Linked DNA regions of Homo sapiens: regions 1 and 3 are each linked to region 2. The links are chromatin contacts, found by Hi-C or POLR2A ChIA-PET in ENCODE. All regions are on one chromosome and are shown on one strand. The core of a region is the stretch at or near the end of the contact, and the rest is flanking DNA. Distances in the headings are between cores, read along the strand shown. Region 1 has its middle 83 kb from the start of IL6ST-DT. Region 2 holds the start of CDC20B (cell division cycle 20B). Region 3 has its middle 97 kb from the start of LINC02998.

Evidence for each region. A loop is a pair of places that touch in the nucleus more often than their neighbours do. ChIA-PET counts read pairs that join two places held with the same protein, here RNA polymerase II (POLR2A). Pooled maps may share reads with other maps.
Region 1: a loop to region 2 is called in a pooled map, with 4 times the contacts of the local background. The contact joins the enhancer-like site here to the promoter of CDC20B in region 2. A Hi-C loop is called at or near these places in 1 of 37 single-sample maps with no recorded cell type and 3 of 50 pooled maps. POLR2A ChIA-PET finds 5 or more read pairs at or near these places in 1 of 52 experiments (OCI-LY7).
Region 3: a loop to region 2 is called in a pooled map, with 3 times the contacts of the local background. The contact joins the enhancer-like site here to the promoter of CDC20B in region 2. A Hi-C loop is called at or near these places in 1 of 168 maps with a recorded cell type or tissue (MCF 10A) and 5 of 50 pooled maps.

Annotation. Positions count from the first base shown.
Region 1 is chr5:56,076,312-56,080,516 of GRCh38, reverse strand. No RefSeq gene overlaps it. Among named protein-coding and RNA genes, the nearest start is that of IL6ST-DT, 83 kb to the right of the region's middle. RefSeq lists enhancers at 151-915, 2,225-2,304. Within about 2 kb of position 1,437, at least 6 of the 41 ENCODE cell types and tissues checked have a DNase peak (open chromatin) inside an H3K27ac peak, as active enhancers do.
Region 2 is chr5:55,171,677-55,175,859 of GRCh38, reverse strand. CDC20B (cell division cycle 20B) reads left to right here and starts at 2,683. Exons shown (of 12, transcript NM_001170402.1): 1 at 2,683-2,922; 2 at 3,210-3,272. The coding sequence starts at 2,860. MIR449C (microRNA 449c) reads left to right here and starts at 3,507; the gene lies at 3,507-3,598. RefSeq lists silencers at 2,248-2,577, 2,665-2,959.
Region 3 is chr5:54,645,175-54,649,219 of GRCh38, reverse strand. It overlaps a transcript of SNX18 not described here. Among named protein-coding and RNA genes, the nearest start is that of LINC02998, 97 kb to the left of the region's middle. Within about 2 kb of position 2,324, at least 32 of the 41 ENCODE cell types and tissues checked have a DNase peak (open chromatin) inside an H3K27ac peak, as active enhancers do.

The DNA.
Region 1 (4,205 bases), core at 188-2,687, 910 kb before region 2:
ACTGCAGGTTATCCAGAACCTGAAGATGCTAACTAGTTGCCTTGCTCTTTTCACTTAAAAAAAAAAAAAAAAAAGTGTAAGTTCTGTCTTTCATTGTCATTCTCAGCAATCTGCTTTCAAAACTAACCATATAATAAAGTGGTGGCCAAGCTATTTGCCAAAATGCCCCAACCACCAGATCTTTTTTTTTTTTTTTTTTTGAGGCGGAGTTTCGCTCTTGTTGCCTTGGCTGGAGTGCAATGGCGAAGTCTCAGCTCACTGCAACCTCAGCCTTCAGGGGTTCAAGTGATTCTCCTGCCTCAGCCTCCTGAGTAGCTGGGATTACAGGCGCCCGCCACCACGCCCAGATAAGTTTGTAATTTTAGTAGAGACAGGGTATCACCATGTTAGGCTGGTCTCAAACTCCTGCCCTCAGGTGATCCACCCGCCTCCGCCTCCCAAAGTGCTGGGATTACAGGCACGAGCCACCACGCACAGCCCCCAACCACCAGATCTTAAGGAGTAAACAGAGAAACTTCTCCTACTCCTGGCCTTCTGCCCCTACTCTGGGGATCAGGTTTTTGTGTCTCGCAAGGAGGGGGTGCCTTGGGTTCCCTCACCCCCTCCTATACTCACACACATATGGACACACACCCTCCCTAAGCTGCTGCAAAAAGGACAGGCTCAGACCCACCTTACTCAACGTTCTAGAGAAAAAGATTGCCTAAGCTTCCATAGTGACTCTTTCAAAATCAAATATAACGCTCTGATTTTGCCAGCCACTGAAATAAAAGTAGGAAAATAAAGTGGAGTGTGGGGGACAAAAAGGGGAGCCTTGCAGGGAGAGAAAGGAAAAACAAGAAACAGAATTAAGAGGAAGAGCCAGAAAATGAAAAGGTTTAACTGATCCATAAATTGAGAATTTAGTTAAAAGTATAAAGTTCTCTCTTCTCCACTCTTAATTGCCTGTGAAACATTTTACCACGTTCAGGAAGAATAAAATGTGATCTACTCCACCTATAGAAACATAGCTGTTGGAGAGTTTTTCCTTGTAAAAATAAATACACACAAATAGAAATCCAGGCCAAGCGCAGTGGTGCATGCCTGTAATCCCAGCACTTGGAAGGGTGAGGTGGGCGGATCACTTGAGGCCAGGAGATCGAGACCAGCCTGGCCAACATGGTGAAATCCCATCTCCACTAAAAATACAAAAATTAGCTGCACGTGGTGGTGCACACCTGTGATCCCAGCTACTAGGGAGGCTGAGGTAAGGGAATCGCTTGAACCTGGGAGGTGGAGGTTGCAGTGAGCCAAGATTGAGCCACTACACTTTAGCCTGGGAGACAGAGCAAGACTCTGTCTCAAAAAAAGTGAAATCCAGTGAGCCAAAGTAAACAGCTAGACACTCATGTCAAGCTGGAGGCAACTGTCCTTTTAGGGTTTCCAGCCCACACCCCTGATGGCGTAACTCCACTCCTCTTTGTGTTGGAATATTCATGTTTTCTTGCTGACTTTAGCCCAAGTCCTCTGATCTAAACACACAGCTATCTGAACCTTCCCCTTCTCCATTCTCTCCCTGCCCCAGCCTCCCACCCCCTCCCTAACCTATGAAATGAAAAGTAGATCCCTGCTTTTCCTGGCTGATTTCCTGGGGCACCTCAGGCAAGACAATTCTCTATTGACCTTGCGGCAGGGACTACAGCCCCAAACTTACATTTCTCAAGCAAATCAATGGAAACTTCTTTTTTTTTTTTTTTTTACTGGCAGGAGCAGCCACTGGTGCGAAGCATCTGCCTGGAGATCATCAGTCCCAGGGGCAATAGGGTAGGGGTGGTGCTGCTGAATCTAACGTCACTTGGAAAACAGGTTATTTTTCTGGGATGAATTTAAGAGATGTATTGAGTTAGAAGGGGAGGATTTTAACTTCATTTTGAAAAATGGTGGCTCCTGTTTGCTGCTACCCATAATGAAGCCCCGGAGCCCCAAGTTCAAAGGCTTTGACAGCAACTTAAGTGAAGGACCCTGGGGCTTCCTGAGGTTGTTGCTGGCAGCTGTAGGGAGAGCTGTCCAGGCCCTGCTTTATTGGAAAGCTCACACCAGCTGACTGCAAAGCCAGGAAATGGACCTCCAAGCAAAAGATGAGAGAGCATGGGATAGAGGAGCCTTTAGCCTTGGGTTTCAATGCCCTGGGGATTTGCTCCTGGATGATGGGAGCAAAGAGGAGGATAGAAATGGAGGGTTCTTAAGCACTCGGGAGACTGAGGCAGGAGAATTGCTTGAACTCAGGAGGCGAAGGTTGTGGTGAGCCGAGATCGCACCATTGCACTCCAGCCTGGGCAACAAGAGCGAAACTCCATCTCAAAAAAGAAAAAGAAAGAAAGAAAGAAATGGAGGGTTCCTAGAGTGGAGGAGACTCCCACGGTGGTGGCTATGATGTTTCCTTAAGTCAGCTCTACCTTAGGAGTCTGGTGAAGTTTAAATAGCACCATGAAAATGGGACTTTCAAAAGTACTGGCCTGATTTCTTCAATGAGTCAATAACATAGCATGGAGGAAAAGGGGAAGAAAAACTAGAGTCAAAACAATTAAATGCAATGTGTTGCCCCTGAGAAGATTCTGGTTTGAATAAACCAGTTATAAAAGACTTTCTGAGGGCAGTTGATATTTAGGAACTTTTTTTTTTTTTTTTTTTTTTGAGACAGGGTCTCGCTCTGTCGCTCAAGCTGGAGTGCAGTGGCACGATCATGGCTCACTGCAACTTCTGCCTCCCAGGTTCAAGTGATTCTCCTGCCTCAGCCACCAGAGTAGCTGGGACTACAGGCACGCGCCACAATGCCAGGCTAATTTTTGTATTTTTAAAGACAGGGTTTCACTGTTGTCCAGGTTAGTCTCGAACTCCTGAGCTCAAGTGATCCGCCTGCATTGGCCTCCCAAAGTGCTGGGATTACAGGCATGAGCCACTGCACCCAGCCAGGAACTATTACATTAATTAATTTACTTACTTATTTTCCTTTATGGGAACGAGGTCTCGCTCTGTCCCCCAGGCTGGAGTGCAGTGGTGTGATCATGGGTCACTGCAGCCTTGCAGTGAACTCCCAGGTTCAAGTGATCCTCCTGCTTCAGCCCCACAGGTAGCTGGGACTATAGGCGCTCACCACCACACCCAGCTAATTTTTTATTTTTTGTAGAGACAGGGTTTCGTCATGTTGCCCAGGCTAGGAACTATTATTTATTTTATTAGGTGTAATAATGTGTGATAATAATATAGAATACAGTATTATGGTTCTGTGGGGAGACATCCTTATTTTAGAGATGCATACATGAGTATTTAGGGGTAAAACATCATTATATCTGAAATCTACTTTTAAATATTTGGGCAAAAAGAACAGATGAAGTAAATATGGCAAGTGTTGCAATCAAGGGAAATCTGGATAAAGGGGTATTCATTATACTATTCTGTATACTTTCTGTTTATTTGAAAATGTGCAATCTTAAAAGTTACAAATAAACAAAAAAGTCAAGGACAATATAGGAAGATGGGGAAAGTTCCCATACAGGTCCCCGGGCAGATCCCCAACACCAATTTACAGGACTATGGGCCAGGCTCAGAGCCAAGAATGGAGGGATGAATAAAATCCAAGTTGTTTTGTTTTGTTTTTTGGAGACATGGTCTCACTGTCACCCATTGGATTGCAGTGGCATGATCATGGCTCACTGCAGCCTCAACCTCCTGGGCTCAAGCAATCCTCCTACCTCAGCCTCCCAAGTAGCTGGGACTAAAGGTGCACACCAGCATGCCCCACTGATTTTTTAACTTTTTTTTTGTAGAGATAAGGTCTCACTTTATTGCCCAGGCTGGTTTTGAATTCCTCGCCTCAAGCAATCCTCCTTCAGCATCCCAAAGTGCTGGTATTACAGGCATGAGCCACCTCCCCTGGCAAAATCCAGTTTTTTTTTCTTCAGGAGATAACAGTTTATTGTGAAGGGCAAGCAGAACACGTGGAAAAGGGGATACGGGAAAGAGAGTCATCAGAGGAGGTGGCAACCTAGCTTAATACACCCCTGGAGTGGCGTAAAATCTGAGAGGGGGAGAACAAGTTTTCTGAGGGTCTCTGTATAGGGGTCACTGGCCAACAAAACCTTTTCTTTTCTTTTCTTTTTTTTTTGAGATGGAGTCTCCCTCTGTTGCCCAGGCTGGAGTGCAGTGGTGCAATCTCAGCTCACTGC
Region 2 (4,183 bases), core at 1,434-3,933:
CCTGCAAAACCCATTCTCAAAGAGGAAACATTTGAAAGATAGTAAAGCTACTCTTAGGCGCATAAATATTTGAATTGGACATTGTTCCTAAACCATATTTGATAAAAATTAAGATAATATGTTTACAGGATGTTTCTGTTTTCCCCAAACAGTCTTACCAAAGTGCTTTTTAATAGAATGACCACATGATGTTAAATATTTTTCATTTTGAAATAATTTCAGGCTTAGAAAAAAGTTACAAAAATGGTACAAATAATTCCATTATATCCTTCACTCAGCGTTCACAAATCTTAACATTTTATATAGCTATAGTACAATAATCATAACTAGGAAATCAGCATTACTACTACTCTATTAACTAATCTGCAGATATGGATCAATTCAAATTTCTACAGTTATCTAACCAATATCTTCTTTTTTGTGGTCCAGGATTCAATCCAGGACCTCGCAATGCATTTGGTTGGCATGTCTTGTTTCTTTTAATCTGTGACAGTTTCTTACTCTTTCTTTATTGATGACTATGATACTTTTGAAAAGTACTGGCCAATTTTGTGGAAAGTCTTTTAATTTGGGTTTGTCTAGTATTTTCTCACTATTAAGGTTATGCATTTTGTGGGGCAAAAATATCACAGAAGTGATGTGTCCTTCTCATGAGGCACAGTATGTCAACATGTCTCACTAATGGTGATGTTAACTTTGATCACTTGGTTAAGGTGGTCTCTGCCAGTTTTGGCCAGTGAAAAGTTGTGATTTTATTTTTTGTGTTTAATTATAGGGGGAAGTATTCTCATCATATGCAAGGTAATTTTAGTATTCTTGACAGTTATTACTGTAATATTTGCCAAGTGGCGAGTTTCTGTTTCCATCATTCTGAAGTTAAGTTTTAATCTGAATATTCAACTGCATAATTACTTCCTAAAGATATTTGACTAATACTTTCTCTACTTCACACTAGGGGAAAAAAAGACATTTGGAGGCTGTGTATATGTATGCTGTGGAATTAATGGCTATAATGGAATTTATAAATGTATTTTTACAGATAATTGCATTCTAAATGAATGATTCACTATTCTTAGTACTTGTAAGAAATTGGATTCTAAAAATCCCAATTTACATGGATTTATGAGCTTATTAGTTGAATTGCTTTTATTCTGTGTTTATACAAAATGGTTAAATGTAAACTATATTTAAAAATAGAACAAAGATAATATGTCCTTCATATTATTTCCAATATACTTTGAGTTTTAGTTGGCATTTGCAAAACTGATCATTTAAATTAACAATGCATCTGACTCTCATCCAATAATAGTTTACTTTTATTTAGTCTTAATGTTTGCTGAAAGATTTACTGGAATTTGGAATGAGTACTCCACTGCAAGGAAAATAGACTTCTTGTGGGTGAAACTTAGAGATCTTTTAATCCACTAGTTATTTGACTATCAAACATTTTGATATATGTCATTTGAAGATTAAGTTACCCTATGCAGCATTATTATTGTACATAGAAAACTGGTCTAAGATTGGGTCTTAGTTCTAATGCCATTTTTTCTTGCTTTCAGTATGAAGGAAAGCAGGGGAGTGAGTTTTAGGTTTTTTTTTTTTTTTTTTTTTGGATCACTGACCCTTTTGAGTATCTGCTATCTATGAACTGTTTCCCCAGAAAAACACACAAACTCACATTGCCTTAGAGCAAAATACAATCCAATGTCAAAAATGGTTGGGGGGTTAGCAAGGGAGGGACAAACAGGCTGCCAGGCTGTCAGAGGCTTCCCAGATGCAGTGTCCCCTCCTGCCATATGGCACAACTCGGCTCTCTTGGCAGCTCAGATGGGCAGCTAAGGCTGCACAGCCCATCTGGTTCCCTGTCATTTCCCGCCAGACCTCTTCCTCAACCCTCAATATCTTCCTCTCCCCCTTTATCACGGAGTCCCCAGTGTGCTCAGCTTTCTGGCCCCCTCTTCACGCCTTATGAGGTCCTGCCTGTCACTGGTTCTTTCACTACCTCTTCACCTCTCTCACCTACCCCCTGCTAAGGAACAGGGCTCAGAAGCCCGAGTGAGAGGACCTGACTACTCCCAATGTATAGAGCAGGGAATAATTTATTGCATAAATATGTCAACGCTCTCCCTTTTGATCGGCATAGAAATCTTGCCACGTTTTCTTGCCTTCTGAAAACGAAGAGCTGACGAACACGCCTCACATCTATAGCTGACACAGCGATTACCAACGGACAGAGGCCGGAGAGCTGTGCACGCTCGGATCCTGCAAAGGCAGGGTGTGGTTGGAGAAAGAGAAGTGGGTGCAGAGGAACAGGGATCAGGGCCGTTATAAGGAAACATTCTTGTTTCTGAAAATGGAAAGATCGTGAACTCCCAGAACCCGCTTCTTCGCCCGCCAACCCCTCCGCCTCCTGCCGCGGTGGCAGCCCCCGGCGCCAGGCCCAGCCGCAGGCCCGCCACGGCTCGCGGCAAAGCTTGGCGCCCGGGTGCGCGCCTCGGCCGGAGGCGGTGGCGGGGCGGGGCCCAGAGAGGGCCGGCAGGGGCGGGGCCGCGGCGCGCGCCGGGGAATCCCACCCGGGCTCTGACGACACCGCGGCGCCGGCCAATAAGAAGCCGGCGAGGGGGATTCCCGCGCCGACTGCCGCCCCGCCGGCTTTTTAAATGGTACCCTGGGGAACACCTTGCAGCGGCGGTGGGAGGAGTGGGGGACCTGGAGGGAGGTGGTGAAATAGAATGGTCCTGGGGGACGGGACTCCAGGGGTTTGACGATTAGGCGTCAAGACTGACTTAGACCTGGGAAGAAAACCAGAGGCAGTCGAGCAGAGAGGCCAAACGCCAGGCAGGGCGAAGTCAGCCGGAGATGGAGTGGAAACTGGAGCGCACCGCGCCTCGGAGGGTCCGCACGGAAGAGGAGATGCTGTGGGTGAGTAACACCCTTTTCTGCATTCTCCCTAACTCTCTAATGCGGGGCCGAAGGCCCCGTTCATAATATCTGTTTAGGACCAAGAGGTGGTACGAAACTCTAAGCCCTGGTCGTAAATTTGAGTGATGTAATTTAGTTATATTCTGAAGGTGCCTAGTTGCCAAAAAAAAAAAAAAAAAAAAAAAAAAGTGTAATCTGACAAGCACAAGATCTAGAAAAATTCCACACCTGAAATTATGATTTTCCTAAATAGTTTCTCCCTCAATATGTTATCTGTGTTTTCAAAGGAAAGTATCATGCGTGTGCTCTCCAAAGACTTGAAGCAGAAGAGAAGTCAAGATTCCGCCAACGTGAGTCCAGGGCTTGTTCTTGTTCTCTGTTTTAATTCTGATCTTGAACAAACGAATTCTTGGTAAATAATGTATTTGTAGGAAGTTTGAGCTGGTCTGAAAATATGAGAATTTTAGTATCTTATTACATACTAAAAAAAATTTCTTTATGAAACTGAAGATCCCAGACAAATAATGCAATCGTTTGCATCTGAATCGTACTTTCTAGTTTCTGCCTCCACAGCAAAGGATAAAGCTGGGATGTGTCAGGTAGGCAGTGTATTGCTAGCGGCTGTTAATGATTTTAACAGTTGCTAGTTGCACTCCTCTCTGTTGCATTCAGAAGCACGCCCCCCAAAGAAATGGAAATGGTGCCATCTTGTGGACAATGTGGAGAAGTGGCATAAACCATGGTTCTTAACGTGAGCAATTTAAAGTTGATCCAATGTAGTACCTGTTCTCCTTGAAAGACCAAACCCAAAGGTCTTTAGTGTCTCCTGTAATCAGTGTAAAAGGAAACAAATTTAAATGGTTTTATAAACGTGTTTCATAAAGAGCCTTCATCTGCTTTAAATCTCTGTCACCATTTACCATGCTTCTCTCTAGGCTCAATAGTTCATCTTCCTTTGACCTGTACGCAGAGATTCTAGTTCCAAATCCACCACCATTTTAATAGATTTTTCTAGATCTTATATAAATTTTGCAACTAGGCACTGTGGCTCATGCCTGTAATCCCGGCACTTTGGGATGCTGAGGCAGGAGGATCACTTGAGGCCAAGACTTCAAGACCAGCCTGGACAACACAGGGAGACCTTGTCTTTATAAAAAAACTGCAAAAATTAGCTGGGCATGATGACATGTGCCTGTAGTCCCAGCTACTTGGGAGCCTGAGGCAGGAGGATTGCTTGAGCCCAGGCGTTCAAGGCTGCAGT
Region 3 (4,045 bases), core at 1,075-3,574, 530 kb after region 2:
CTGGCCCACGGGTGCTGCGCTCGATTTCTCGCGGGGCCTTAGCTGCCTCCCAGCAGGGCAGGGCTCAGGACCTGCAGCCTGCCATGCCTGAGCCTCCCCCACCCCCCGCTGTGGGCTCCTGCATGGCCCAAGCCTCCCCGAGGAGCACCGCCCCCTGCTCCACAGCGGCCGGTCCCATCCGCCGCCCAAGGGCTGAGAAATGCGGGCCCACGGCACTGGACTGGCAGGCAGCTCCATCTGCTGCCTGGTGCATGACCCGCTGGGTGAAGCCAGCTGGGCTCCCGAGTCTAGCGGGAACTTGGAGAATCTTTATGTCTAGCTAAGGGATTGTGAATACACCAATCAGCACTCTATCTAGCTCAAGGTTTGTAAATGCACCAATCAGCACTCACTTTTGTGTCTGGCTCAGGGATTGTAAATGAACCAATCAGCACCCTGTCAAAACGGACCAATCGGCTCTCTGTAAAACAGACCAATCAGCTCTCTGTAAAGTGGACCAATCAGCAGGATGTGGGTGGGGCCAGATAAGAGACCAAACGCAGGCTGCCCGAGCCAGCAGTGACAACCCGTCACCTTCCATACTGTGGAAGCTTTGTTCTTTCGCTCTGCAATAAATTTTGCTGGTGCTCACTCTTTGGGTCCACATTCCCCTTATGAGCTGTAACACTCACAGGGAAGGTCTGCAGCTTCACTCCTGAAGCCAGCGAGACCATGAACCCACCCGGAGGAATGAACAACTCCAGACTCTCCGACTTAAGAGCTGTAACACTCACCGGGAAGGTCTGCAGCTTCACTCCTGAGCTTGCGAGACCAGGAATCCACCAGAAGGAAGAAACTCTGAACACATCCGAATATCAGAAGGAACAAACTCTGGACACGACGCCTTTAAGAACTGTAACATGTAATCCCAGCACTTTGGGAGGCCAAGGCGGGTGGATCACGAGGTCAGGATATCGAGACCATCCTGGCTAACACGGTAAAACCCTGTCTCTACTAAAAATACAAAAAATTAGCTGGGCACGGTGGCGGGGGCCTGTAATCTCAGCTACTTGGGAGGCTGAGGCAGGAGAATGGCATGAACCCAGGAGGCGGAGCTTGCAGTGAGCCGAGATAGGGCCACTGCAGTCCGGCCTGGTCTAAAGAGCGAGACTCCGTCTTTTTTTTTTTTTTTTTAAAAAAACTGTAATACTCTTCGCGAGGGTCCGTGGTTTCATTTTTGAAGTCAGTGAGACCAAGAACCCACCAATTCCGCACACACCAGCATTCCTTCGGGTTCCTAAATAATAAACTGGGAACCATTCACCCTTGACATCTCCATCTCCTTAATCTTCCAGAATCCGGTCAGTCTCCAAGTTCTGCAGATCCTACTCCTTTCACTTCTCTCAAATCTGTTCTCAACTCTTCATCCCTGTTGCCCGTTGAAGTTTCAAGCCTTCATTTTTCTGGTCTATTGCAATGATCTGCTACTTAGCCTTCCCCTGTTTTCAACCCCTGCTGTTCAATTTGCTGTCATGAAGACAAGTAAATATCACTCATTTTCTGGGAATCTCCTCAATATTGCCCCCACAGCCTTCAGGATGATGACTTTGATTCTTGGATTGGAATACAGGGTTCTCTACGATCATGCCTCTGCCTACCTCCCCTTCCTCTCATGCCCCATTCACTACCAACTTCAACTGCTTATAGTTCCCAAACCATGCCAGGCTATGTAATATCTCTTTGCCTTTGCTCCACAGTCCTCTTTCCAGAATGCTCTGTTCTTTCCTCTCCTCTAGGTGAACACCTCTATACTTTTCAAAACTGAGATCAAGCATCACTCGTTAAAGAAAACTCTCCTGGGTCAGGTGTGGTGGTTCATGCCTATAATTCCAGCACTTTGGGAGGCCAAGGCGGAAAGATTGCTTGATGAGATGAGACAGAGATTTGAATTTATAGCCCAGTAAGGGCAATACGATCTTTTTCCTGCGTTTTAACTGTTGCACTCGGCATAGTACTCGGCATGTATTTGGCACTTAGTAAATGATTATTGAATAAATACAGATGTAAATGATGGTCTAATTCAGAACACTATATTGTTAAATATCCTGAATATATTTATTTAAGGCGTAGTTTGCAAACAAGCCATGTATTAGAACATCAGAATTTCACATGTGACAAAGCACGATCTGGTTCAGTGAGCCAAGTTGGTAATCTCCAGCCGATGACGAATTGCTCTTGAGACACTTGTTACAGGCAGCCTCAGGAAGAGGCACAGGCCATTTATACCGCTTCGAGCCGCCAGTCCCAGCTCTCTTGGAGAAAGGCAGCACAGCTGGGAGGGCTCACAACAGGAGGCCTGTTGAAAACAAGTCGTGGTTTCACCCTGTGTTTTGATTTCTGTTCAGGGAAGGGCACTTCCTCTTGCATTTGTAGGAGCCAAGTAACACATTCTGGGTGGAGGGAACTATGGTAGAAAGCCTAGTGTTGGACACATGAAAAGGTGGCAGCATCTTAGAACTGGCTAAACACATATCTTGGCATAAGAACTTGGGTGGCAGGCAACCAAGATTTGGGGAGTGCTTTTCCTGCATCATTTTCTGCTGGGATTGCAATATGAGGGAGGCCTTGTTGATGGGTGTAGTTTGTTATGGTTGGCAATACCTTCTGGTTAGTAGTGGTTGAGTGCTTGCTAACTTGTGAATTCTTCAGAAGAGAGTAGAATATAAAAAGCCTTCAAGCCTCTCCTGTCTCCCCCGCAATGCGGCTAACGCAGGGCAACCGGCAGCAGTGAGCTGTGGATCCAGGCACTGGCTAGAGAAGTTGACAGACCACGAACACGGGGCAAGCTGAGTCTTTCTGTTTCACTTCCGGCATGTTTTTCACCCACAGGGATATTTTGGTCTGTTTCAAAGAAGAGGAAATCAGCCCCTAGCAGAGTGTTTCAGAAAAGCAGCAGAAGAAAAGAAAAAAGATTAAAGCCATATCTCTTGGGGAGAGAGATAAAAATCTGGATTTTGTTTGAAACAATGTTTCCATTTCCAACACCTCAGGTCCATAAAAAGTAGGAGAAAAAAAGTCTTCTTGGGGTTTCAGCATGCACAGTGCATTTATTCTCTCTCTCATTTCTTAATTTGTCAGTTTCTTTCGCCAAGTACCAAATCCAGTAAATGTTCTTTAAATGGAAAGAAAAAAGCAATAATGAATGCCAGAAAAGTTTCCCAACCAGCCGGCCAAACCACAAGTATCCAAAAATGTGATTTCATTTTTAATAATACAGAAAACTGAGGAATATCAAGTAGAAATATAAAGAGAGGAAAAACATTGACTTATTCTAAACACCAATAAAAAGGATTTCCAACTTCAGAATGTTTGTAGAAGACATGAAGAGAAATAGCTAGTCAATGAAGGAATTCAGAACCCGGTGTTCACAAAATTAAGAAGATACTAGTGATCAATGAACTCTAAACACTCATATGGGTTTGCCTTCTCTGAATCCTTTGAAATTCACTCTCTATTCGGTGTCCAAATTTCCTGTATATGTAAAATGGAGCCAAGGAGCCCACATTGTGAACAGAGAAAGTAAAGATCGTGTAGGATGAAGACATTCGTGTTGTAACCTGTGTCTTTTATGCCAACTCTTAGAATTTAAGGAGCAGCTGGGGAGGCCAGCAGGCTGACTTAAGCCCACAAAGGATGGCCTCTGATCCCTGAAACTGGGGGAAGAAGCAAGATAATTCTTAACTACTCAGGTGACATCTCTTCCAAGAAGTTTTCTCTAACTTACTCCCTAGCCCAGGAGGGAAGGCTTAGACCCCTCATCTGTTTTCCCGGAACACCTGGGCATAGCTCTTATTGCATCCAAACGGTTCTTATAATGCAATGCAACACAATACACAGTATCTATATGTCTCCCTTGTTAGACCATGGAGTCTAGAGCAGGGATATCTTTACTTCTCTGGTGCCAGGTATAGTGGCTGGAACATCAATTACCTAATTGACATGAATGCTTTCTTTCTTTGTATCCAAATAACTCAGGGCATTTTAGTTGTTTTATCCTATGGTTATA